Regions from separate parts of the Homo sapiens genome. Here region 2 is linked to region 1. The links are chromatin loops, found by intact Hi-C in ENCODE. Cell type or tissue: PC-9. All regions are shown on one strand. Each heading gives the region's core, and the rest is flanking DNA. Links, peaks and the distances in the headings are about the cores only. Region 1 overlaps HIVEP3 (HIVEP zinc finger 3). Region 2 overlaps HIVEP3 (HIVEP zinc finger 3).

Region 1 (11,891 bases), core at 2,413-10,412:
GAGTTGAATGTGAGTTTCGTACTTTGGTGTCTCACGTATGGCTTCATCAGTCTTTGCTGTGTCCTTGGCATCTGATCTCAGATGTAGCTGCGTCAGGCTCTGTCATCTCCTCACTGGGCACTGACTGGTCTGGGGCCTCCATGGCATGTGCTCTTCTCACACTGAGTGGGGTTTCCGTTTGTCTCTTGGGGAAAGGAAGGCAGTCACCTTTAGTTTGCATCTCTTAAGGGCAGTTGATATCCAGGGCAGGTGAATTCTCTTAGCTTTTTTGATCCCTTGCTTGTGACACACAGATTTCTCCGTGTGAGGGGGTGACCTCCTTAAGAGCGTTGTCTTTATTAATGAGCATTGTCTTTAGTAATGAGCATTAGCCTAGAATGGAACTGTCCCAAAATCCTCAACAAGCAGGTCGATGGGAGAGCCATCACCTGTTTTATTCTACTGACATAAGTAGCCTATAGGGTGTAGACATGAACAGGAAGGAGGCTGGATGCTAGGGAAAAAATACATCCACAGAAACCATTGCTTTGAACCCCACCTTTGCTGGGAACAAGCCTTCTGATCTCAGGCAAATCATTTCACATTCTGAACTGTTGCTTCCTCACTTACAAAAGGGGAGAAATTCCTATTTATTGAGCAATTAATGTGCACAGTCATTATGCTTTAGGTGTCTGTTTTGTTTTAATTGTTCACTTAAGCCTTACAACAGTCTTACGAAATAAGTGTTAGTATCCCCAATTAACAGATGGTAAAGCTAAGGCCTAGTGTACTTGGTACCATGTCCAGAATCAGACCACCTATAGATGGCAGTGTCAGGATTTGAAACCCAGACCTCTGCTGAGCAAGCCCATGCTTTCTCTTTCCTTGCTGTGCTCATGGGAGGGTGGTTGTGGTGAGTGCGGGAGAGCCACGCACAGGTGTGCTCTAAACCATAAAGCAATCGTTTGTTGTTTTCCCCTGAGATAATTGACTAGTTCAGTTGGAATATGAGTTTGTTGTTATTGCTTTAGGGTTGAATATAAACAAAAAATTGGAGACTAGTGTCTCCAGGGGTGTATCTGTTTTCAGTGTCTTATCGGTTCATCTGGCTACTAAGGCGGGGGAGGAGGGGACTTAAGAGCAAGAGACTTATTTGCATAAAAGTATCCAAGTGCAAATTGATACACAGTGTCATGACAGTGCCACCATCTCTCACCCATCAGCAGGGCATCCTGTCCCCATGCATTCTCCAAATATTTGTATATTTGTAGAGCACCTACCCAAGGCTGACACTGGGCCCTGGAGTGTAACACTGAAGTCAGACTCTATTTGACAGAGCTTATATTTGAGTGAGAAAAACAAGACCAAAAAAAAAAAAACCCCCACAAACTATTATATAACTACTGATGGTGTTCATGGCTAAGAGGAAAAGCAGGGTAGGAAGGAGGCCAGTGTGGCTGGAGTTAGTATCAGCTAGGGGAAAGAGGAGGCACTGAGGCCAGCCAGGTGGCCATGCGGGCCAGTTGGGGCTCAGCAGGTCAGTGATAGGACCTGGATGACCATGGTGGGTGGCTTTCACTGCTCAGAGACATTGGCTTTTATTTTGAGTGAGATGGAAAGCCTCTGGGAGCTTTTGGAAGGGGAGGGGGGAGGGCAGAGATCGAAGCAGGGAGTCCAGATGGGAGGCTGTGGCTGTGTTCTAGGTGATAGCATTGGAGGGGTGGGAAGTGATTGGATCCAGGCTCTGCCTTCAGATAGAACTGACAGGATTTACCTTGGTCTCCCTGCCCTGAACCTACACAGGAGGCGTGGGAGGAAGAACCCAAGTTAGGCCATTTACCAGATGGCACCTCGTAGTGGAGAGATGGTGGACAAGGTCGCATGAGTATGGGCAGGTGAGACCTTGAGGTGAGGCCAGCAGGGCCTTGTGCTTCCAAGGTTAAGCACGAGGGAGACAGAATCACTCATGATCCATGCAGCATATTTTCTCATTGAAATGCCTGCAGCAAGAAGGCCATCCTGCGGCCTAGTACAGGTGCCACGTGCAGCTGGAATGAGTCTGGAGGAGTCAGGCTAGAGAGGGAAGGTGGGGAGGGGCTGCTTGGTGAGGCCTCAGCATCTTCCTCTAGGAGGGGGTCTGCAAACTGCAGCCTGCTTGTGAGCCAAATTTGCCTGCCGCCTGTTTTTATATGGCACCTCAAACTAAGGATGATTCTTACATTTCTAAAGAGTTGTAAAATAAAAACATCAAAGAAGATGGTCCATAACCCTTTCTGGCCCTTTATAGAAAAAGCTTGCCAATGCCTGCTGTAGGCACATGATGGCCAGGACAAGGAAGCCCCATCCACCTCATTTCATGCCACTCCTGGAGAGTCTCGGAGGCTGGCCCTGAGCTAGAAATGCCCACTGCAGAACAGCTCTCTACCTGGAGTTCCTGCTGGAGTGTCCCCTCTCTAAGAGGGAGAGTGCCCAATAGCCACTGGAAGCTTGAGTGATGATTGGAAAGACTGGCCCTGGCTCTCCATCATGGTGGTGGTGAGGATGCAGAGGAATGACAGAATCATATATTTTGCAAGCTTTAAAGATGTCTGTTTTGCCTGTTATGCCTGAAATACTCAGAAGTCCCTCTTTCTGTCATAGGTATCCTGACGTTGAGTGTCCTTAAGACACAGTCAAGGTTTAAGTCAGGACATGGGCATTGAGCTGGGACATTAGCATCTTGTCCAGATTTTTCAGTGATCTGTAAATGACCTTTAGCATGCCAGGAGCTCCCTGTGCTCTGCAGCTGCTGACTGTACCGGGGTGATTTGCTTGAGGAAAAGACTAGGCTCATGCTCCTTTGAGTGCCTGATGGTCGGATGTGTTCCTTGGGGAAAATACCCAAGGTCAGAAACTGAGCCAAGAGAAGGCTGATTTGGAGAAGAGGAGGAGGTAGCTGGGGAAGAGAAAGGAACGGAACTGGGAAAGGACAGAGGTTACCTTTTTAAACCAACCTGACCTTCTGCTCCTGGCAAGCAGGCTTGGTCCTGGGTCCAGATCCAGTGAGTCCCACAGGGAGCAGCCAGGTCCACTGTGAATCCTTGGCAAGCAGCCTGCCCTAGAAAGTGGAGTGCACTGCATAGAGGCCCAGGAGTCAGTACAGGCAGTGGCCTGGCCTGGGGCCGACCCTGAGCTGCAGGTCACCCTAACCTGTTTGCCTTCCCTCTCTGGCTAGAGAGAAGAGAATCTTTGGCTCTTGAAGGTTGCTAATGCAGCAGCTGCAGTGGTTTCCACCATGCATCCCCTGTCCCTGAAGCTGGGGTGGAGGACCAGCCTCTGAGGAGTGGTGGCCTGGGGAAAGGGGCTAGAGCCTGACCCCTCCCTGCAGATGTGTCCATCCCCATCTCTCAGTCCCAAGGCAGCTGCACCCCCCACTTTGACCACTGCTGGTGTAAAGGGTGCTGAAGATTCCTGAGAGTCCACTGTGGATCTGCCTGGTGTGAGGAAGCTGGCCTCGGCTGGATAGTTATCCGTCTCTCTGTTTTGTTAATGGACAGTAGGGCCCAGTTGCCAGCTGCCATCACAGCAGCGGGGAGAGAAGGCACAGAAGGCCTCAGATTTCGATGCTCCCTTCTACCATAAAAGCCTTGTTAGTTTATTTGTCAAGTCTTTGGGACCTATTTATGAGCTCAAAGCTCCGTGTTATGTGGTTTTTTTTCCTTTTTGCCAAATCCCAAAGCTACGTGTAATGGACAGATAGTGTTAACCTTGGTATTAGCTCATAGTTAAAGCTGTTGCACTTTGTCCTCCTTCTTGCTATTGCTGTAAATTTTAACTTTTAAGACTTTTAAAAAATAACAGCAAATATAAGTTCCTATAAACTCTTGAGTCTACACCTACCTAGGAATTCACAAGCTGTATTCCAATCTAGAGTTCCCTGGTCATTTCTTACTTTGCTTCAAAATAATTCTCATCTCTGCAGAGCTCATCCAGTTTCCCCACATTATTTCCAGTGGAGGACCCAGCACTCAGAGACGCCCTTCTTTAAAGGTAACCAGAGGAAACAGCGATAATGCCAGGACCCAAGAGTGTGTCTGTGTCTTCCATCAGCCTGCAGTGTGGGATGTGACAGCTCCCCAGAGCATATTCTGAGGGGAGGGGCTAGATGACAGGGGTGGCTGTACTTCTGTGAGACCTCAGGATTCATGGATTCAGCCCCAGCTGCCCCTGCTATCACCGCCAGAGGTGGCAAATGGCATTTGACAGGTGGGCTGCACAGTGGGTCCAGCTCATTGGTGATGCCCCTTGGTAGGACCAGATCTCCTGTCTGTCCCATCTGATCCTTATTGCTCCTAATCTTTGTTTAGCCCCAGCTGCTGTTGTGGCTGTGACTATTATAAAAGATGGCGTGAACGATGATATGAGGAAGGGCTTTAATTTTGCTGGCTACCAAGGAGAGAGTGAATAAAAAAAATAGATCCAAGTGTCTACATTGAGAAGATGTTTGAGTTAACCACCTAATGGGGTCAAGTCCAATGATGGGATGGTTTGTGTACTTTATGACAAGCTCCTTCACCCTTGCTGTTTAACTGTCCCAGCCTCAAAAACTGGCAGGAAGCACAGTGCTCTCATTAATCTCTGCAAGACCTCCCTGGGAAACCAGATTAAGGAGCTCTGTGAAGAGAATCTGCTTATCAACATACTGATGAATGGGCTGGGTCAAGGGTGAGAGTCAGAGGCAGCCAGCGCTGAAGCGTAACCCCCTTGGATTAGAGTGGGTCGTTCTGTCTTTATGCCTATGTTAGCTGCTAAAGCAATTTGCAATCTGGACCTGATGCTCCTTTGATAGTCTTTCTTATCCAGAGTGTTTCCATGGGCCTGCTACCATTCAGCTGTGTCACTGGTTAGCTGCTGGCAAGACATCTGTGAATTCCTTTCCATCCTGACAGAAGCAGTTTATCCATTCTGCATATCCAGAGGTTCTCCTCATGACTCAGAGCCCCTCTGAGAAGAGAAACAGGTGAGCCAGGTGGTCTACTTACACATGTTCCAGTGCCCGGTTAGGGTAGTTCCAGCTCCTCTGTCTGAAAGTTGCCCATGACAAACTATTTATGGAGTAAGTAGGAGCATCTCTATGTGAAAGAACCAGCCTGAAGATGGCCACAGCTGCCTCCTTGATCTGTTCTTTCCGGGGCTTTAGAAATGGTGAGAAGTCACACTAGTTTTCTGCATCTTCATTTTCTTATCCATAAGACATAGGATGGGGAGATGATTGTCTGGCTCTGACCTCCTCTAAGTTTCTGTAACCCTCCAGCTCTCTGCTTGCTACGCACACCCAAATGTGAATGGTTTCTTCCCTCTCCTTTCCCTTCCTGTGAACCCGACCAGGGTGCTATAAACCCAAAGGAAATTTGGAAGGAAGGGAAGAAAAGGCCTGTCCCAATCCTGAGCCCTTGGGGAATCTCCAGTGGAAGAATTTAGAGAGTCTGTAGGGGAGAGCGGATGGGAAGGAGGGGAAAATGCAGAGCCAGGAGGGGCTGCCACTTCCTTTTGGTGCAGAGGATGGAATCTTCACCTCTCTCCACGTCTGATTCCAGGATGGATGATTTAGGGGGAATTTTCTGCAGATGGCTAATCCCATTCAGAAATTCTTCTTAGCTTCTATCAATAGTTGCGGCCCTTCTTAATCTGGATGTATTTGCTCATTTCCTGCAATAATCAGCTCTCACAATCGTAAATTTTAGAGCCAGGGAGAAACTTAGAGGCCAGCTTCTTAGCTTCAGCTTGACAGATGGAGAATCCTGGACTACAAAAATTTAAATGACTTGTCCAAGGTCACACAACCAACTAATTGAGAGAGGTAGAATTACTAGGATCTAATTTACATACAGTGAAATGTACAGATCTTATGTGTGCCGTTAGATCAATTTTGACGAACTCATGCACATGTGCTGCCCGCACCTCCGCTGGAGAACCAGAATTAGAATCATGCTCTTGGCTACAAATGCAAAAGTACAGAAAGCATAATGCCCACTGGGATTTCAGCTTCCATTTGGGAAGACCTTCCTTTCTCTGAAGGTCTGGTCCCCACTCCCTGAACTGGCACATGGTATCACCTCCCCTTTCCTTTCTTCTTTTGTCCCATTCCAAGAACCTATATTATTTTTGAGCCGGAGTTCAGATGTCTTCCTAGTTTAGTCAGGGTTGTCTAGGAAACTAGAAATAACTGCAGATTCCAGGCTCTACAGATCAGGTGATCCTTGGCTCCTCTCTTCAGAGCCATGTTAATTCCTGCCATCCTTTTCCAGCGTTCTCTGCTTTTTCCTGCCCTCACATTACTGGGATCACCCCCACCTTACGCAGTTTACTTTCAGCTCCCCAGCAGAAGCAGATCTGACCCTGCAGCTTAACTTCCCAGGAGGCAGTTGCTGGTAGCAGTCGATGCTGGGTGACATGTGCACAGATGACTCTGCGTCTGGGAACGTATGTGACAGTGGAGGAGGAACGCCTGTGAAATTCAACTTCTGTTTGACTCATCCTTGCCTTCCAGGAACTGGAGGAGGTGTGCATTTGAGACTGTTCAAGTCCATTTCACCTTAAGCATTGCTCTTGTGTGTGTGTGCATTCATTGTTTCCTTCCCTCCCGCTGCCATTCAGAATAACTGCAGCTGTGAGCCACTGCACTTGGGGTTACCATCTGAAAGGGAACCTGCTTATCTTCCGTCTATATCTGCCAAGTGAGAAAACTTGTCTCTACGTCAGTAAAGCTGGGCAGTGATGATATCCCTTGTTTTCAGGGATCTTTATCTGATTCCCTTGCCTGACTCCTAAAACCTAAGTCTCTGACCTGCCCTCCAATTCTCTTTTCACAACAAGCTGCCTGTCTTTGTCAAGATCTGTGGTCCACAGTCCTGTTGAATCTGTAGTTCATTTCTTAGACTCCCAGTGTGTCTAAAGAAATAGGAGGCAGGAGGCAAGCTTGGAGGGAATGGGAAATGTTGACAGCCATGCAGAAATGGATGGGGAGAGATGCATGCCAGGATGTTTGCAGTGGCTTGGGGGTGGAGGCAGAGGAGGTGCTGGGTGGCAAAGAGGAGGGAAAGAGAGGGGAGAGGGGAGGAGAAAAGAAAACAATGACTCAGTTCTTACACACTGAAGCATATGCATAAGTGTGAAAATAACTAAGCCCTACAGTATTTCAGCAGAAGGAAGGATTAGAGTTCTGGATTTCTGAGGATTTCTATCTTGTTCTCATGACTGCTCTTAGCTTATGGTCAGATAAATGTTAGGGGAGCATCAACGGAAGGAGCAAGAGAGGTGGAGAGGAGTGCAGAGCCCACACTTGTTGCTTATTTGTTTGGACAGACAGCCATTTCATTGGTGGATAAAACTTCACTTAACTTGTTAACTCCCCTTTGAAATGAGGAAGCATTGTCCGTAGCCTCGTGCTTCCAGTCAGTGCCACCTTTGGGTGGTCTGGCCTTTTTAAGTTCTTGTAAAGCTGCTCGAACCTGTGTCTTTATGTCTGACGATGCCACCTCCACCTCACATCCCCCAAGTTTTAAAATTCAGAACTGCCCCTGACTCATCCTTCATCCGCCCCCCGGCCAAATTTGTTTCCAAGCCCTTTAGATATTTGCTTTGTGGTATCTTCCAGATCTATTTCTTTCTCTCCCGTTGCCAACACCGTGGCCAGCCTGGTCTACACTGTAAAAGCTTTCTAATGTTCTCATCACCTCTCGTCTAGTCTGCATCCCCACAAAAAGCTAAAGTCTTGAAGTTTTTATTTAATTATGTTAATCTGCTGTTCACAAGTCTCCAACTGCTCCCTGCAGCTTATTGGAGAAAGCCCAAGCTTCTCTGTGTGGGATTCAGACCTCTCTGAAATCTGGCCTCCTTCCTTCCTATCAACGCTCTCATCTCTGCCTCCCTTGCACAAATCCTCCTCCCAGGGCTGGAAATGCAGGCAGCATGTGCAGGATGCAGAGCCTGTCTCATGCGGCGCTCACAGTCTCCCCACATCCCCAGAGGCCAGCTCACTTCTTAGCCACCTGCCTAAAATTTCCCCACCCTTCAAGGTAAACTCAATCCATTTTCCCATAAAGGCTGACCTGCATCCTCCTGAAAATGCCAGCTGCCCTCTTGGGCCTCTAGCAGAACACACTCCTGGATTCTTTGTGCCTTGATTTACCGTATTGCCAGCTACCATTGTGAATCTCATCTCCTTGGTTAAATCATAAGCCCTTAGAGTAGAGCAACTAGGTTTTTCTTTTTTCATTTCTTTTTTATAACCCTAGTGCTTGGCCTGGTGCAGTGTGCTCACAGGCCTCCATGAATTATTTTGGAGGAATTAAAGTGGACTTATCGGGCAAGCTACAAAGTGACTTTGTGTATTCAGCTATAACATGGTCCCCAGATGGAGCATGGTGTAGGAGTTTTATTTGGAGTCATTAGCCATTCTGCCCATACTGACGGACACAGGCAGTGCTATAGGCTGTGAATGGCACACAGCTTTTAACCACCACCCACCTCCAGTGCCCTGGCTCGAGTGTGCTGAGGGGCTGGCAGCAAGGCCTCTCCTCCCTCGTAGTTCGGGATTTTAATCACGTTGCCAAGAACCTAGTCCTGGCTTTGCCTCAATCTGATTCCACCTCCCTCCTGGAAGATGTTCTTCTTTTTGCTTTATTTTGGCTGCCAGTTTCGCTGCTCTGCTGCTTTCAGGTTTGTGTGCTTAAGGTGTGCCCACAGGAAAATTAGCCAGAATTCTAATTCCACGTGTGACTTCTTCGTTAGTGGAGTAATTTAAGAGATGTGAGTGTTCTGTTTCCAGCTGGCATTATACCTGTGGGGGCCAGACCCAGCAGGAAACTCCAACAATGGCAATGGTGGAGATATTAGGGGGAAATATCCCCTTAGTGAAAATGTAGAAGGTCCTCTGAAAACACTGCAAAATTTTTGCAAAAGGAGGGCGTCAGATACATTCAGATCCCTTTCCAATCCAAGAATAGTTTATTCTCTAAGAGCTATCTGGCTCCAGGTGTCTGCTTACTACAAACACAATGGAATTCTCCAAGTCCTAGCAGGGTTTTGACCAGCTCAGGAGAAAATTGCTATGTAAATACCTGTAGGGGAGTGGGGTTAGGAGGGTGTTTATGTCAAATTCTTGTACCAAAGCCAAATGCAAAGCAGGGAAAAAAGTTATAGCTTGAGATAAACAGACCACTGGCCCCACCTTAGGAGTCTTTGTGCTATGCTGACCTTGATTATGAACATGTTTGTTGTGGTAGGATTTGATCTATGACCACGAAGGTTTTCCATCTTGTCAAGGGGGAGATTTAAGGAATTCCCCCACTGTGGCATGCTGTAGCTACTAGAGGCATAACCATGTCGATTTGACTCTTCTCTCCGATATAACTGGGGTGTCTTTATGCAGAAGCTTATGAGAGATGTTTAGGCATCAAATCCACCTTGGGAAATCCTGGTGGAGGTCTTCAGAATCCAGTTGTTGATCCGCAAGCCATCTTTTCTTTGAGGTTTGCCTGCTACCTTTGCTGGTCTGGACAAGAGTGAAATGATCCCAGTGTAATAAAGGACTTCAGAGCTCATCCAGTTCTGCTGTCCACAAGGCACAGAGATGCCCAGTTCCCTGATGGGCAACCACCTGGCCCTGCTCAACCCTTCCCAGCGGTAGGGAGTTCACTTTGAGGCCACCTACTCTGCTGCATCTAATTATGAAAACGGGCTTCCTTTTTAAACATGAACAGGCAATTCGCAAGAGGAACAAGGCAAATGAAAAACTGTTAGTCATCCCTGGTAATTAAAGAAAGGCAAATTAGAACAATGAAAGGTTGTTCTTTCCCCTAACAAATTGGCAAAGATTGTCTAAAGGTTAGCAGTCAGCGTAGATGAAGGTTTGAGGAGATGGGCTCACACCTATTTCTTAAAGACTATTTGGCAATATGTGTTAAAAAGCCTTAAAAATCCCAAATGTCCTTTGGCTTGGTAACTTCAGAGAGATGCTCTAGGTGGCCAGTGGTGGAGGTAGGATGTGAATCCAGGCAATCTGTCTCCAGAGCCCACATCCCTACCCTTACATTCTCCTGCCTCTTGTAACAGACATGTGGAGTGGAAAATAGGTACTAAGCGGTATGTAGAATATGACCCCATTTTTGTTTAAAATATTGAAGACATGACATTACTTTTATAATTAGAAAAAATTGTTTACGAAAATCTATTTTTTAATATTTAGCCAAATTCTGATTTTCCTTAGCCATTACCCATTTTTAAAACCCATTCATTTACCAAATTTTCATTGAGTTCTTTCTATAGGCTGGGCATGGTGCCAGCTACTCTGGTTCGGCAGGGTAGAAAACTGGCCAGGCCCAGCTTCCATGCCACAGGGGAGACTAATGATAAATAAGTAAACAGACCCTAGGGGCAGTCATTTGTTGATGCCAACTGTGTGCTGGGCATTCTTCTAACTGATGTTGATGTTTCATAGATTTACTCTTTCAATCCTTTACATAATTCCTTTAATAACCCTGGGCAGCATATAGCATTAATACCCAAGGCCACCCAGCCAGTAAGCAGTGGGGTCAGGACTCTCCAGCCTGAGCTGCCAACCTCTCCAGCTTCTCCAGCCTCTCTTCTTACTGATGTATTATAATCCAGCCACAATGGCCTTCTTTCCTGCCTCGGAAGCTTTGCACTTGACATTCTGTCTGCCCAGGCACCCCCTCTCCCACTAGACCCCCTCCTCATGCAGGTCACAGAGGCCTTTGCTGAGCTGCTGGTCTGGTCCATCGTGACTTCCCTCTTACCCCTGTAGACATTCTCCATCACTTAACATCACATCATCTTGTTTTACTTTCTTGTGGCTGTTTTCTCTCTCTGACATTATCTGACACTGTTTCACCCGCTGGATTGTAAGCTCTATGGAAAACATGATCCTTGTCCATGTGGTTCACCCACTATCCCCAGCACCTAGCATAGTACCCAGCATAGGGTAGGTGTTACTGGAGACAGTGGGAAATGAATAAATGAGGGATGATGAGCACATATCCTAGGAGAGTGGTCTCCAAAGTGGGATGTCGGTGTTGGAGACCATGGAAGGTGAGATGGTCCATTGTGGGGCAGGAAGAAATTATGATTGAGAAGTAGATAGACACATAGGAAGATGACCCACACACATCTCATCCTTTTTCCCATTTTTGTGAATGACAGGGCATGAATATAATTTATAAATAAACAAATGTGCACATAGGCAGGTACACTCAAATGTTTATTGTTAGGGCATATGACCAAAAAGCTTTGGGGATCACCGGCCTAGAAGGAGAGTCAGACAAGGAAACAGTCCATTCCAATATGGTGGAAAAGGTGTCCCAACAGAGCAGAGTGCTGTGGTAGCATCTGCAGGGCCACCTAACCTTCCGTGGAGCATTGATTACTGGGTAAAACTTATGTTTTCCATTATTTTGTAAATGTTAGGAATGATCATTTTTAAAACTATTCAAAAATACATAAGCTCTCATTTTTAGACCATTAAAGCAACCTGAATGACCATAGCCTTTATGGTCATTGTCGTAATAAATGGTGAGAGAGAGAGAGAGAGAGATTGATTGATTGATTGAGATTTCACAGTTAACTAGTTGGAGAGGCTAACTCCAAAGAGTTATATGGCTGTTAAGGAACTGTGGTGAAATATCCAGGTTGTCCTTGCTTTCTGAGCTGCAAAAGTAATCTGAAAGTTAGAAAAATAAACATACATTGAAACTCCAGTCTTCTAGCTTAGAGAGGTAATAGGAGGTAGCAGGGGAAAAACTTGGGCTTGAGTCTCACCCCTACCTCTTTCCTTCTGCATGACTTTGAGCAAGTCCTTTTCTCAGGACTCCCATCTACAAGATGGGCATGAGGATGCATACCTCATAGGCATC
Region 2 (11,891 bases), core at 2,268-10,267, 190 kb after region 1:
ATTTGATAGTTACAGGCCAATGCTGGATATTAACCAGATATTGGACTTTAGCTGGGAGCTTGTCACACATTCCTCTCTTCTTTTCCCCATGGCCAACACTAATTCTTAGAAACAAGACTAGCTGTAGGGCTTCTGGACTTCACAGGCTCAACTAACACGTATTAAAGTTCTCCTAGCCAAGAACATTCTAGGCTCTTTCATTTGTTTTGTCTCATCATTCTCCTGATGGCCTTTGAGGTAGGCATCACTACCCCATTTTATAGTGAAGCAAAGATAAGCCCAGAGAAGTTAAGGAACTGACTCAATGTCACACCGCTGGTGCACGGCAGAGCTAAGATTAGAGCTCAGGTCTTTAACACCCTTTTCTAGCATCCATTGTCTTCTGTCACACTATTGTATTTCTCTCTTACGACATAGGCTTGTCATGAGGATTAGACCGGATTATACGTGTGAAGCGTGTTAGAGCAGTGCATGGCTCTCAGTGCATGCTCATTTTCATTCCTCCTGCCTTTTCAGAGATTGTTTAAAAGTGAGAGTTGGGGTGGGAAGAGAGAAACTGAGTTTTGTCTCATTGTCTCATTTTATAGGGATGAGTAGGTGGTGGAGCTCAGGCATGGCTAGATCCAGGAGCTGATATAATGTCATCAGATCACCAGACTCTTATTTTCCCCATTCTTTTCATCTTTACTCCTTTTCGTGTTGATCTCAGTCTCATCTGCTGCTTTTGGGCGTCATCCTCCACACGGCATAACACAGTGACTCTGCAGGGTGGAGAAGGGCCATGGCCCCTGCTGGCTCCCTAGCCTTCACCATCCCAGCTGGTGACTCCAGAATGAAAAGTGGACTTTCCTCCCAGCTGTTGCAGGGTGAAAAATCCTAGGGAGGTGCTGTGATTGGCCCGTCTTGGGCCACATGACTACTCCTGGGTCACTGCGCGATTGTGTTTGGCCAAACAGGTTGCCCCTCCCTGCCCTGGCCAGGATGGTGGCCTCCTGTGAAGGGAAGCCCTGCCTGAATTGAGAGTGGAGTTGGGGGGCAGTTTCCTGAGGAATTCTTGCCAGAAGAAAGGGGAGAGAGGATACTGAACAGAGAAAGAAAAGGAATGGTCGTGCATTACCCTGAGATGGATGAAAGCGCTGAGTCAGTAATAATGTGAGGCAAAATATGTAAATCATTCTATATTGGCTTATCCCTTAAATCTTACAGATAGGGAAACTGAGGCTCGGAAGCATTGTGTGACCCTGCCATGCTCCCACAGTGAATTTCTGAGACATTGGGCTGGAGTCTGACTCCCCTGTTCTTCCACCTTCTCCTGCATGGGGAGGAAACTGTCCCCGCCATCCCCAGCCTCACCCAGGCCTCAGGGAGTGCTGAGAAACACCTAGTTGCCGGGCACGGTGGCTCACGCCTGTAATCCCAGCACTTTCAGAGGCCAAGGCAGATGGATCACGAGGTCAGGAGTTCAAGACCAGCCTGGCCACCATGGTGAAACCCCGTCTCTACTAAAAATACAAAAATTAGTGGGGCATGGTGGCACATTCCTGTAATCCCAGCTACTGGGGAGGTTAAGGCAGGAGAATCAGTTGAGCCTGGGAGGCGGAGGTTGCAGTGAGCCGAGATGGTGCCACTGCACTCCAACCTGAGGGACAGAGCAAGACTCCGTCAAAAAAAAAAAGAAAGAAAAGAAAAGAAACACCTGGTTGGCAGAGCTGGTCGAGGGGAAGCGGGGTGATGTGGCATTAGATGTTGCCCGGCCATTGGCAGTTCCCCAGCTGTCCTGTCCCCGGTCCCCAAGATCCTATGTCACCTCAGCTCCATAACATTATGTGTCTGAGCTGGGCCGTGTGGACACACCCTGGAGCCGCAATCATCAGCAGAGCCTGTGGCCTGGTTCTCCTTCCCATGGGCTCACCCACCACCCCTGCACACTTTCCTCTACACCCATATTGAGGGCTGAGTTTGAATCATATTCTATGCCAGGTGCAGGGAATTCACGATGAGTGGTAAACTCTCCTGGTCTTCCTAGGGCTCAGCAGGCTCTGAGTGGAGACAGCACCTCAGTACTAACCTCACAGGGTGATCAGTTCTCTGATCCCAGGGCTCAGCATTGAGAAACAATCCATGTGGGTCACAGCTACTCTGACAGTTTCTGGAGATTCCATGGTGAGCAAAACATACATGTCACTCTCATCTGACAAGACTGCACACATAAATAAAAGTTACAAATGCTGCTACTTGAGAGGCTCTGGAGAGGAGATGCCTGGTGCTGGGGAATGTGCACAGGGCCTGGTTTAGTTGGGGGCAGGGGAGGGCTTCCCTGAGGAGGTGACATGCAAGGGGAAATGGAAAGGTTGAAGAGGAGTCCGCTGGATGTGGAAGGGATGTACGAGCAGAGTGTCCCAGGCACAGACACAGCATGTACAAAGGCCCTGAGGCAGGGGGCACCGAAAGAAGACCCTACGCCCCAGGTGGATCGAGGGGGAGATGTGGCAGGAGGGGCAGGTGGGGTCACTGAAGCAGGCCTTGGACACCATGTGGAAGAATTTGGCCTTTGTCTTAATAGCAGAAGGAAGCCATTGAGAGGATTTAAGCAGGACAGGCATGGGGCACACAGGGGTACGGATTAAAGCCTGGAGTCAAGGACATTTGGGGTACCTGTGGGGGGACAGGGACACCCATGGGAGGATGGTTCTATAAATGAGAAGCCAGCAGAAGGCCTCTGAGGGGCTTTCTAGGCTGCCTGTGCCAGCATTTTAAGAATTCCATGGCTGTGAAAATGGGGTGCAGAGGATGGGACCTGTGTGGGGGAAAAGGGGAGTCCCTGTTCTGTTCCAATAAGTGTGGACTAAAGATGAGCTGTTTTCTTTACCCGCCCCTCTCAGGGCTTTGTGCATTGCTGTGTACACTGGGGAGCTCCAAGGTGACTGTGGAATAGGCAGTGTTTTCCCAACGTAATTGACCATGGGAAAGGCTGCAGACAAAGGGACTCCTCAGAGGTGCTTGTGTGGAAAGGCGGCTGGATGTGATCTCAGCGTGAGGATTCCATCCTGGTGGCCGGCAGCCGGGTGGGGCTGGGATAACCCTGGACAAAGGACACCTGTGAATAGGCCATTATAGGAAACCCATCGACGGGCAGATCTACTGCAAACTCTACGGAGGGGTCCTGGGTACGGGGCAGGGAGGAAGTTCCAGAGCTGGGAGTCTCTCACCTTCTCTGTCCTCATTCCTCTGCCCTTTCTCCTTTTCCCCTGGTTCCTGCCCTGAGAATCCCACGTCCTTGAAATACTCCAGGTTCCAGTCAGCACCCTGAGAGCTCTGGACAGGCTGTAAGCATGAATGCCACTGAACAGGATGAAGCATCGCCAGAATGAATACATTCGTGGGAAGGCCATCCCTTGTGTCCACAAAACAGTGGCATGGGTGGGGAATGGAAGAAAGAGAAGGGGAGGATGTAGTGGTTCCTTGATGCCTCCTTCCTCTTCACCCATTGATTTGTTTAATGATCATTTAACAAACATCAGGCACTGGACTGGGCATTGGAGACCTGGCGGGGCATGAGACAGACTCAGGGCCAGCTTTCCCGACACGGGGATTATGTCTGGGTGACATTCAATTCTCCTGACAAACCTGCTTCTGGCTTCATCTGACAAGCCCCTCTGGGGAGGTCGGCCCCAGCCAGCTGGGTTTAGGGAAATGCCCCGCCCTGGTGTCAGAGAGGCAGGGGTTAGAAACGCAGCTGTGCATCATCAAAGCTCTCTGTGCCTGTTTCCTTTTCTGCAGAAGAAAGACAACCCCACCTTCTGCACGGGCTGGGGTGGGGGTTCAGGGAGGTCCCACACTCCTGGCACCTAACGTGATGCTTTTAACGAACTGGCTTTTTGTTCTCATCCTCTCTCTTCACCACCAGGACTTGGCCAGGAAATTTCTGATGGTTTGGTTTTTCCCAAACTGAACATTTTATCCCTTCTTCCCTAGCTCAACAGCATGTGCAATTTAGACTCACAACCAAACTTGATTTATTCATACTTAGGGAGTCCTCAAAAATACCCTGCCAGATAAACCTTCAAGCTTGAGAAGCTAACACAATCTTGAAAGAAAAAAAATGCTTAGAGTTCAAGAAATTGGACTCAGGCTCGCGGTTTTGGTTTGTTTCAAGCAGTGAGATACAGTGAGGAGAAGCTCTGGGTGTGTAACCAGGAAATCCAGGTCGTGGTCTGGTGCACTGCCTGTAAGCTAAGCCGAGCAGCCAGCCCTCCTCAGCCTCAGCCTCCCCTCCTATGAAATGGGGGTAATAACCTTTTCCTCCTGTGGCTGCTGGGGAAACTGAGTGAGGTTCAAAAGCAATAATGAACTGAAAATGCTGTCTGCCTCTCCTGAGCTACTCAACATCTTCTCTATAAAGTACTTAAAGGTCCTCCTGGGAAACTTGCATTCTCTCACTGCCTCTTTGCACCTGAGACCACCCATCTGGCCTCTGGGAGACCCCAGTCGTTCCTGACCCAGCTGTTTGGCTCCAACTGTCCTGTGGTTAGAGCAGCTAGCCGGCTGTTCCAGGAAGTCTCTTTCTCAGGCTGGGCCCCTAGGGAGGGAGCTGAGCCCCATTTGGTGGGGGAGAAGACAAGGCCTGGGGAGGGGGCAGGGGGACCGCCAGCCTGGGAGAAGCTGTGCCGTATTTTTCAAATAACTCCATGTCCACAAAGCTAAAAATGTGGCCTGGCTTTACATATTTTATACATGTGTATATTCCCGGTACATTTCCTTCTAATTTTTAAAACCATACGTAACGTCAGGGACATTTAATCCATATGGTTCTGATTCCTTAACACTTAAATCATCCAAATGTTGTTTTGTAGAATCTATTTGCAAATCTCTTTACGTAAGTGTTTAACTCATTCTTTCTCAAGGGAATCCAGGCATGGTCCCTGGCTGAGTCTTCCTCCTCTTTCACTCTCCTCACTCCCCACCTGAACTGGCCAGATGTCTTGACTGCCTCTGGCCTGGGCATCACTGCTCAAGCCCTGCCCTCAAGGCTGGGGGAACCTGGTGGGAGAGGACTGAGAGGCAGACGGCCTCCACTCTACCACTTCCTGGCTGTGTGATCAATCACAAATTAAGCTCATCAAACCCTTTTCTTCACCTGTAAAAAGGGATAAATAATAAACATCTTCCAGGATTGTTGGGGGATAAAGCAAGGTGATGTGTAGAAAGTCCTTAGCTCAGAGAACAGGGCTTGCCGCCCACAAACAGAAAGGTAGGGAGAGGCACGTGGGACTGCAGAGTCATTCTTGAGGAATCTTGAGATAACAGCCCCAGGGCAGAGAAGCTGAGGCCGGAGAAGCAAAAGAACACTGCCCATGGGAACTGGGGATTCAGACAAGGACCAAGCAGTGGCTGCAGCGGTCAGAAGGGTGGGAGGTGATGGGCCTGATGCCAGGAGATGTGTGGGCAGAGCTCAGGTGGGGGTCTGGGAGGGGAGTGAGTATCCACAGTGTACTCTGCACATGGGGCCTGCCCCACATGTGCCAGGGAGGTGGGGAGGGCCCCAAAGGACCTGGCAAACCATGGAGGAAGTCAACAGGGAAAGTGGCTCTCCCAGGTGAGAGGGGCATGGGCTTCCCACCTGGAAGTCTTCCACAGCCATCTGTCAGAGCACACTCATGCGCTAAGGGCCCCCATAGACTCTCCCACCTGCAGATACAACCCCAACTGCTTAGCCTGGAGTTGTGGCCCAACTCAACTGCACCCAGCCCCTGCCCAATCCCCACCAGGGTCTCCCCACTTTCTTCTCCCTCCCTTCAGGCCATTCTCCAACTTTCATATTCTTTTCAGCTGTTTCCCCTGCCTCCATAGCTTTTCCTGGCTTTTCCACTGATAAATACCTACCCACTCTTCAAAATCCAACTCAAAACTCATCTCCTCTGACAAGCTTTCCTGGGAAGATTTGCAAACAACTGGTCCTTCCTTTGTGCTCTCCTAGTCTTAGTCTGACTGGGCCGTACTCACCTGGGATGAATTCTTCGGGGTCTGCGCTGGGAGCTGTGGGTGTGGGGATGGATAAAAGCCACTCCTGTCCAGGAGGTCCCCTGTTCTGCGTGAGGCGGAGCCTCATTTGACCTGTGGCTTTCTGAGAAGGCAGAGTGGGACTCCAAGATGGAAGCTATAGGACTCTGTAGATGTCAGTGTGAGATGGGAGCTCAGCTAGGAGGACACAGGATGGCCAGGGTGGCACAGCTCCTGAGGCCTTCCCCATGGCAGGGCCTATTGGTCAGCTCTGATCTGGACACCACCAGTGCCTGCCCCCGAGAGCAGGATTCGTTTCTCCGGCAATTCCAGAAGGAGCAAATCCCAGACAGAGCTGCATCTCTGGGACGGAAGAGCAGATGCTCAGTCTAAAATTAGGCTGCTAACTGCGACTTCATCTAGGCTTCGGAGCGGATCTGCTTCTTGCATCTGCCAGTGTGTAGCAGAGGAAAGGCGAAGCCCCTGCCTCCCTGTCGAGGCTGGGCAGTGATGGTGATAGCCAGCTGGGGGCCCAGCGTTCTACAGTCTACCTGTGGTGCTTTCCTGGGCTCAACTTCATTAACTCCTCACAAGTCCCCTGAGAGGGAGGCTTAGGAGAGGCAGGGTGGGGAGGGGCCTGTCCCCCACCCGCAGGAGCTGCCTTTGCTTGGGGGTGTCTGGTTGAAGCAGAAAGGGATGATAATCAGGGAAAATTTCTTCCCACCTCTTCTTTGTCTACCGTTCCCACCTCCATTCAGGCATCCTCTGGCTCTCCTATTATCTGCCTGAGCAGGCCCCACACTCCAGGAAGGGTAGAATCTGTTGGAGGCCTCTGTGTGGGCCTTCTTTTATCTCTCTGAAAGCCACAGCTCTCACGGTGGCCTGCCAGGCCCTGTGTAATATGCCCGACGCAGGGCCTTTGCACTGGTTGCCCCTTTGCCTATAAAGGCCTTTCCTAGTAACTGCGTGGCTTAATTCTTCCCCTGCTTCAAGTTGCTGCTCAAATGCCACCTTCTCAATGAGGCTGACTCTAACCACCCTATTTAAACTTGTGACTCATCTCCCACCCCTGCATTCCTGGTTCCCTTACTCTGTTCTGCCTTGTTGCCATAGTCCATACCTCCTGCTAATATGCTCTATAGTTTACTTACTTATTCTGTTTCTTGTTTACTGTCTGTCTCTTTCCCCTAGAACATAAGTTCCATGGGGCAGAGATTTTTGTTCATTTTGTTCACTGATGCACTCTAAGTCCCTAGAACAGGGCCCAGCCAATAGTGGCTGAACATGTGTTACAGAGTGCATGAATTCAGGGGGGATGGAGGCACCTGGGCTCAGGGCAGCATCCTGTTTTTGCTAAACATGGGCCATGGCTGCTCCAGAGAAAGCCAATGCCCTGGAGATAGGGTCCTTCTGCTGGAACTGCTTCTAGGTCCTCTCTGGGCCTCTGTTTGCTCATCTATTAACTGGGGCTGATGGTCCCTGCCCTGCCCCTCACAGAGCCTTGGGATCACACCCATGAGGACATGGGTGTGATTATGCCCCAAACCATAAAGGGCTACCCAAATAAGTGTGAGGTATGCATTCGTTCAGTCAATATCACTGTGCACCTACTGGGTGCCAGGACCCATATTGAGTGCTAGGAGTCCACAGAGGACTGACGGCTTCTGCCCATCTGCAAAGAGGCCCTCCCAGGGAGTGAGGCCTCTGCTAGCTATGAGGAAGAAGGAAATGCTCACTTACTTCAGAGTTGTTGGAGATGTGAGACCCCAAAAAGGAATATGGGGTCCTCCTGGTATCTGAGGGAAGTCCTGATTTAGACATCTATAAGGGTTCTCTAGAGAACCAAAATCAATATGATAGGCATAGAGATAAATGTAGATATAGACATAGGAAGAGACTTATTGTAAATAATTAGCTCATGTGCTTATGGGGGCTGAGAAGTCCTATGATCTGCTGTCAGCAAGCTGGAGATCCAGGAGAGCCCATGTGTATTTCTAGTCTGAGTCTGAAGGCCTGAGGCCCAGGAAAGCCAATGGTATAAGTTCCATTCTGCAAGTGGGTAGGCTTGAGACCCAAGAAGAGCCGATGTTTCATTCTGGTGCAAAGGCAGGAAAAGACCAATGTCCCAGCTCAAGCAGTCAGGCAGGAGGAGTTTCCTCCCACTCAGCCTTTTCATTCTATTCAGGTCTTCAGTAGATTGGATGAAGCTCTCCCATGTTAGGGAGGGTAATCTGCTTTAAGTCTACTGATCCAAATGTTCATCTCACCCAGAAACACCCCCACAGACATACCTGGAACAATGTTTGGCCAAATGTCTGGGCACCCCATGGCCCAGTCGAGATGGCACATGGAATTAACCATCACACCCTCCTCCCACCCCCAGACTGCTATTGATCTTTCACCTTCAAACCAAGACCCACCAAATTCACAGGCCTGCCTTCCCCTCCCCAGGTCTCCCCTCAGCGCTTCCACCCTGCCACCCTCTGGGACATTGCCTCTGCTTATAAGTTCGCCTGACTCAGCCCTTTCTAAATAGGACACAGCCAGGTGCCCAGGACCCTTGCTGGGATTCTAATCCAGTCAGAGTTCAGGGTGGGTTTGAGGAGCAAGTTGCAAGAGATCAGCAGAAAATCCTGGGGAAGACAGCTCTCAGAGGGCTTGTTTTCAGGCCGGAAGGTACATGGCTGACTGGACTAAGAGTCTGGAGTTCCTGAGGGATCATGGAAGCTTCCTCTGCACTCCCAGGCAGAGTAGCAGAGGCTGCCATATTCCACCCCAGCTGCGGGAAGCCTCAGGAGAAAGCCTTCCAGGTGCCCTGTTTATTGAGCACCTAGTAGGTACCAAGCATTGACCCCAGAGCTCTCCTAACCTAGTAGGGGCACCAGACACAAATACTTTACTATAATGTGAGAAATATTTTGATGGTATATACAAAGCTAATTACCAGAACATCACTGAGAAGGGTGCTTTCAATTCTGCTGAGAGTGGAAGTCAGGAAAAAATAAGAAAAACAGGACTTTTGAAGGAGAGCTTATAGGACGAGTTCACTAAATAGGCAAAGAGAATTTACAGGGGAGCTGGAGGGAAGGGTGGATGGGGGATAGGAGGAGGAAGGGCATGCCAGGTAGAAGGAACAGCATGGGGAAAAGTGGAGTATCCAAATTCACATTATGTTTACGGACTAGTGAGCTGTCTGGCCCAGGCCACTCCCTTCCTGGGCATGACTGCAAGTGGGAAGATTGCAAGGCTGAAGGATTGGGGTTCTCACCTCTGGCCTTGAGAGGTCAGAAGGGCTGCAGTGGGAGCAGAGCCTGAGCAGGGATGGGGTGAGGCCACTTCCACAGTCCTTTGCTGTGGATGCAGGCTTTTGAAAGTAGCCTTTGCACCAGGCCTCACCCCTCCCGTATTCATCTCTCTCGCCCATGTCTTCGGCAGCATTCACTGCTTTCATCCACTGTTGTCATAGTTATTTTCTGTAGTGTGCAAGGCCTCTCCGGAACCAGACTGTGAGCTGCCTGAGCACAGGATCCTTCAGGCCTCATTTGTCTTGCCTCGGGATTCCTTCCTGCCCACCCACTGCCCTACCCAGCCCTTCGCCCTGGGCTGGCCACATGGATTATATCAATCAGTTGGATGAAAGTCTCAGGAGAGAAGAAGAATGTAAGGGCATCTCAGAATTCTTCTCTCCCTCTGCTACTCCCAGAACTCTTTTTTGTCATTCCTGTTGCTGTTTACCTTGTGTTCATGTTTATAGGGTCTGATTTAATTCTCATGTCCCCCTTCCCTCACTTCATCAGCTATTGGCAAGGACTAGGTCTTGTTCATCATAGTATCCCCCAAAGAGCTTGAGTTGGGGGGCTTGGGGGGGGCTTCTTTATTGAGTGACTAATACATATTGCTTCTGTTATTGATACTTTAAATGCATTTTCTCTTTTAATTTTATCTGCTCTAATTTATTCCTCTAAATTTTTCCTGGGATGTGTTATTCTCCCAATTTAGCAGCTGTGAAAACTGAGGTATAGGGGAGTTAAGCAGCCAGTAAGTGTCAGGACCAGGACATGCACCCACATCCATCTTAATCCAAGCTGTGGAAGTTGATGCTGTACTTATGCACCTCCCTTGGTGGGCACAAAGCCATGGGCAGAGTAAATATTTGTTGTTATTGATGATCTTGCAAGTCCCTTGGCTTGGGGAAAACCTGTTCTCACAGCTGCCAGGGGAGTGTGGCTTGACTAATCTTCTGATTTCCTGGAACTGAAGGCCCCGCCTTCCCCACCTGGGGCCTGCTGAGCCCTGTGGGAGTCCCCCAAAATGCTGGTGAAAAGCCAGAATGAGGCAGTCTCAGAGCTTAGGCCAGACCCAGGTCTCAGTCTGAAGTATAGGAAAAGAGGATGCTTTTGTCATTTGGGGAAAACTATTCCATGAGCTTGAGGCCAACTGGCCTCCTGTAGTTGCTGGTTACCAGGCAGGATGGTCAGAGCAGCCGTGTGTTAACAGTTCAGCATGCTCTGAATATCTGTGACATTCCTAGAGCTAAGATTTGGTCATGCACAGAGATGCAGAATCTAAGGGGGCAGCAGACACATGAAGAAATGACTCTCATAGTGGGGCACAAGCCAGGACAGTCTGTATCAAGTGCTGGAGGCTCATGGCAAAGGAAACGCCAACACTCCCTGGGGGCCAGGGAAGCCTTCACAAGGGAAGTGGCCTCTGAGCTGGCCTGGAAGGCTGAGTGGGAGCTGGCCAAGCAGATGGGTGAGGGGAAAAGTATAGGGAACTGCATGTGCAAAATGTGCTTGGAAGGCTCAGAAACAGTGAGAGATTCTGTATGGTGGGAGCATAGGGTGGATGGGGATAGTGCAGAGAGAGGGAGGTTTGGACTGGTAAACTGAGGCTCTGTTGTTAAAGGCCCTAATAGACCGGGTGGTTTCGCTGAACAGGGACCCACTTGAAGGTGTCCTAGAGAGTTCTACCTGTGTGGAGAATGGATTGCAGGGGTAAGCTGGGCACGGTGCCAGGGAGAAGGCTGTTGGAACTTGTTGGTGATGGTGGCCTGAATTGAGGCACCAGGCATGGAGAAGGGCTTCTGGCTTCGGGCTTGAGAAGATTGATGCCCACATCCATGAAGATGAGCAGTATGAGAGGAGGAGGATTCTGAGTCACCATATGGGAGGACAGTAATCAATGCTACTGTTTATTGAGCACCTACTATTTTGTACACTGAAGAGTTCTATTGCAGTGTCTTGTCAAAACTTCCCAGCAGCCCTTGGAGATGAGAACGTCAAGATCAGTGACATCAAGTAACATGCCCAAGGTGACACAGTAAATGTGGGGCTGGAGCCTGAACCCAGGTCTATGTGGCTCCAAGGCCCATGCTGTTATCCACAGCATCAAGTTAAGTCAGGAAGCTGGAAACACAGTTCTCAGGCTGGAGAGAAAGGATGGGAACTGAGTCTGGAGGACTGGACCTCAGGAAGGTGATATCCATAAAATGCAAACTCTAGTCTCTGTCCCAGGACAGAAGCTTCATGTGTGCAACAGGTCTATGAAGAGAGCACCTACCATACATGTGCACATGCACACACACACACATACACACACACACACACACACGCACACACACCCCAAACAGGAAAACAACCAAAGCATCTGAGTCCAGGAAAGCACAGCAATGGGGATGGAGGATGGAGAGGGGATGGTTGCTAAGTCAGTGTAAGACCTAAACATAAATAACCCAGAAGGCCCACAGGGCCTGGTTGCTCAGCCCCACCCCACCTTAAAAGTGCTCCCAACACACTGTGCTGGTCCCTAGCTCCTTGGGAGCAACAGTGGGTTCCAAAATTGTGTCTAATTTTGTTGTTATAAGCTGGAAACAAAATTCCATAGAGATA

Evidence for each region. A loop is a pair of places that touch in the nucleus more often than their neighbours do. Peaks named below come from ENCODE experiments on the same cell type or tissue, not always from the same donor. Only the 100,000 strongest peaks of a DNase experiment are listed, where the experiment ranks them.
Region 2: a loop joins it to region 1, with 4 times the contacts of the local background. A loop is called at or near these places in 3 of 110 quality-filtered maps.

What each region holds. Positions count from the first base shown.
Region 1 is chr1:41,857,665-41,869,555 of GRCh38, reverse strand. All of the region lies in intron 1 of HIVEP3 (HIVEP zinc finger 3), which reads left to right. Among named protein-coding and RNA genes, the nearest start is that of HIVEP3, 55 kb to the left of the region's middle. In PC-9, for the core only: no CTCF peak of the experiment used is centred there; DNase peaks (open chromatin) are centred at 6,475, 7,075, 7,575, 9,095 and 1 weaker place; H3K4me3 peaks cover 1,581 bases; H3K27ac peaks cover 4,610 bases.
Region 2 is chr1:41,665,845-41,677,735 of GRCh38, reverse strand. The region is part of intron 2 of HIVEP3 (HIVEP zinc finger 3); the gene reads left to right. Among named protein-coding and RNA genes, the nearest start is that of EDN2, 190 kb to the right of the region's middle. RefSeq lists enhancers at 4,549-5,138, 6,321-6,911. In PC-9, for the core only: no CTCF peak of the experiment used is centred there; DNase peaks (open chromatin) are centred at 5,285, 6,985 and 10,155; H3K27ac peaks cover 3,352 bases.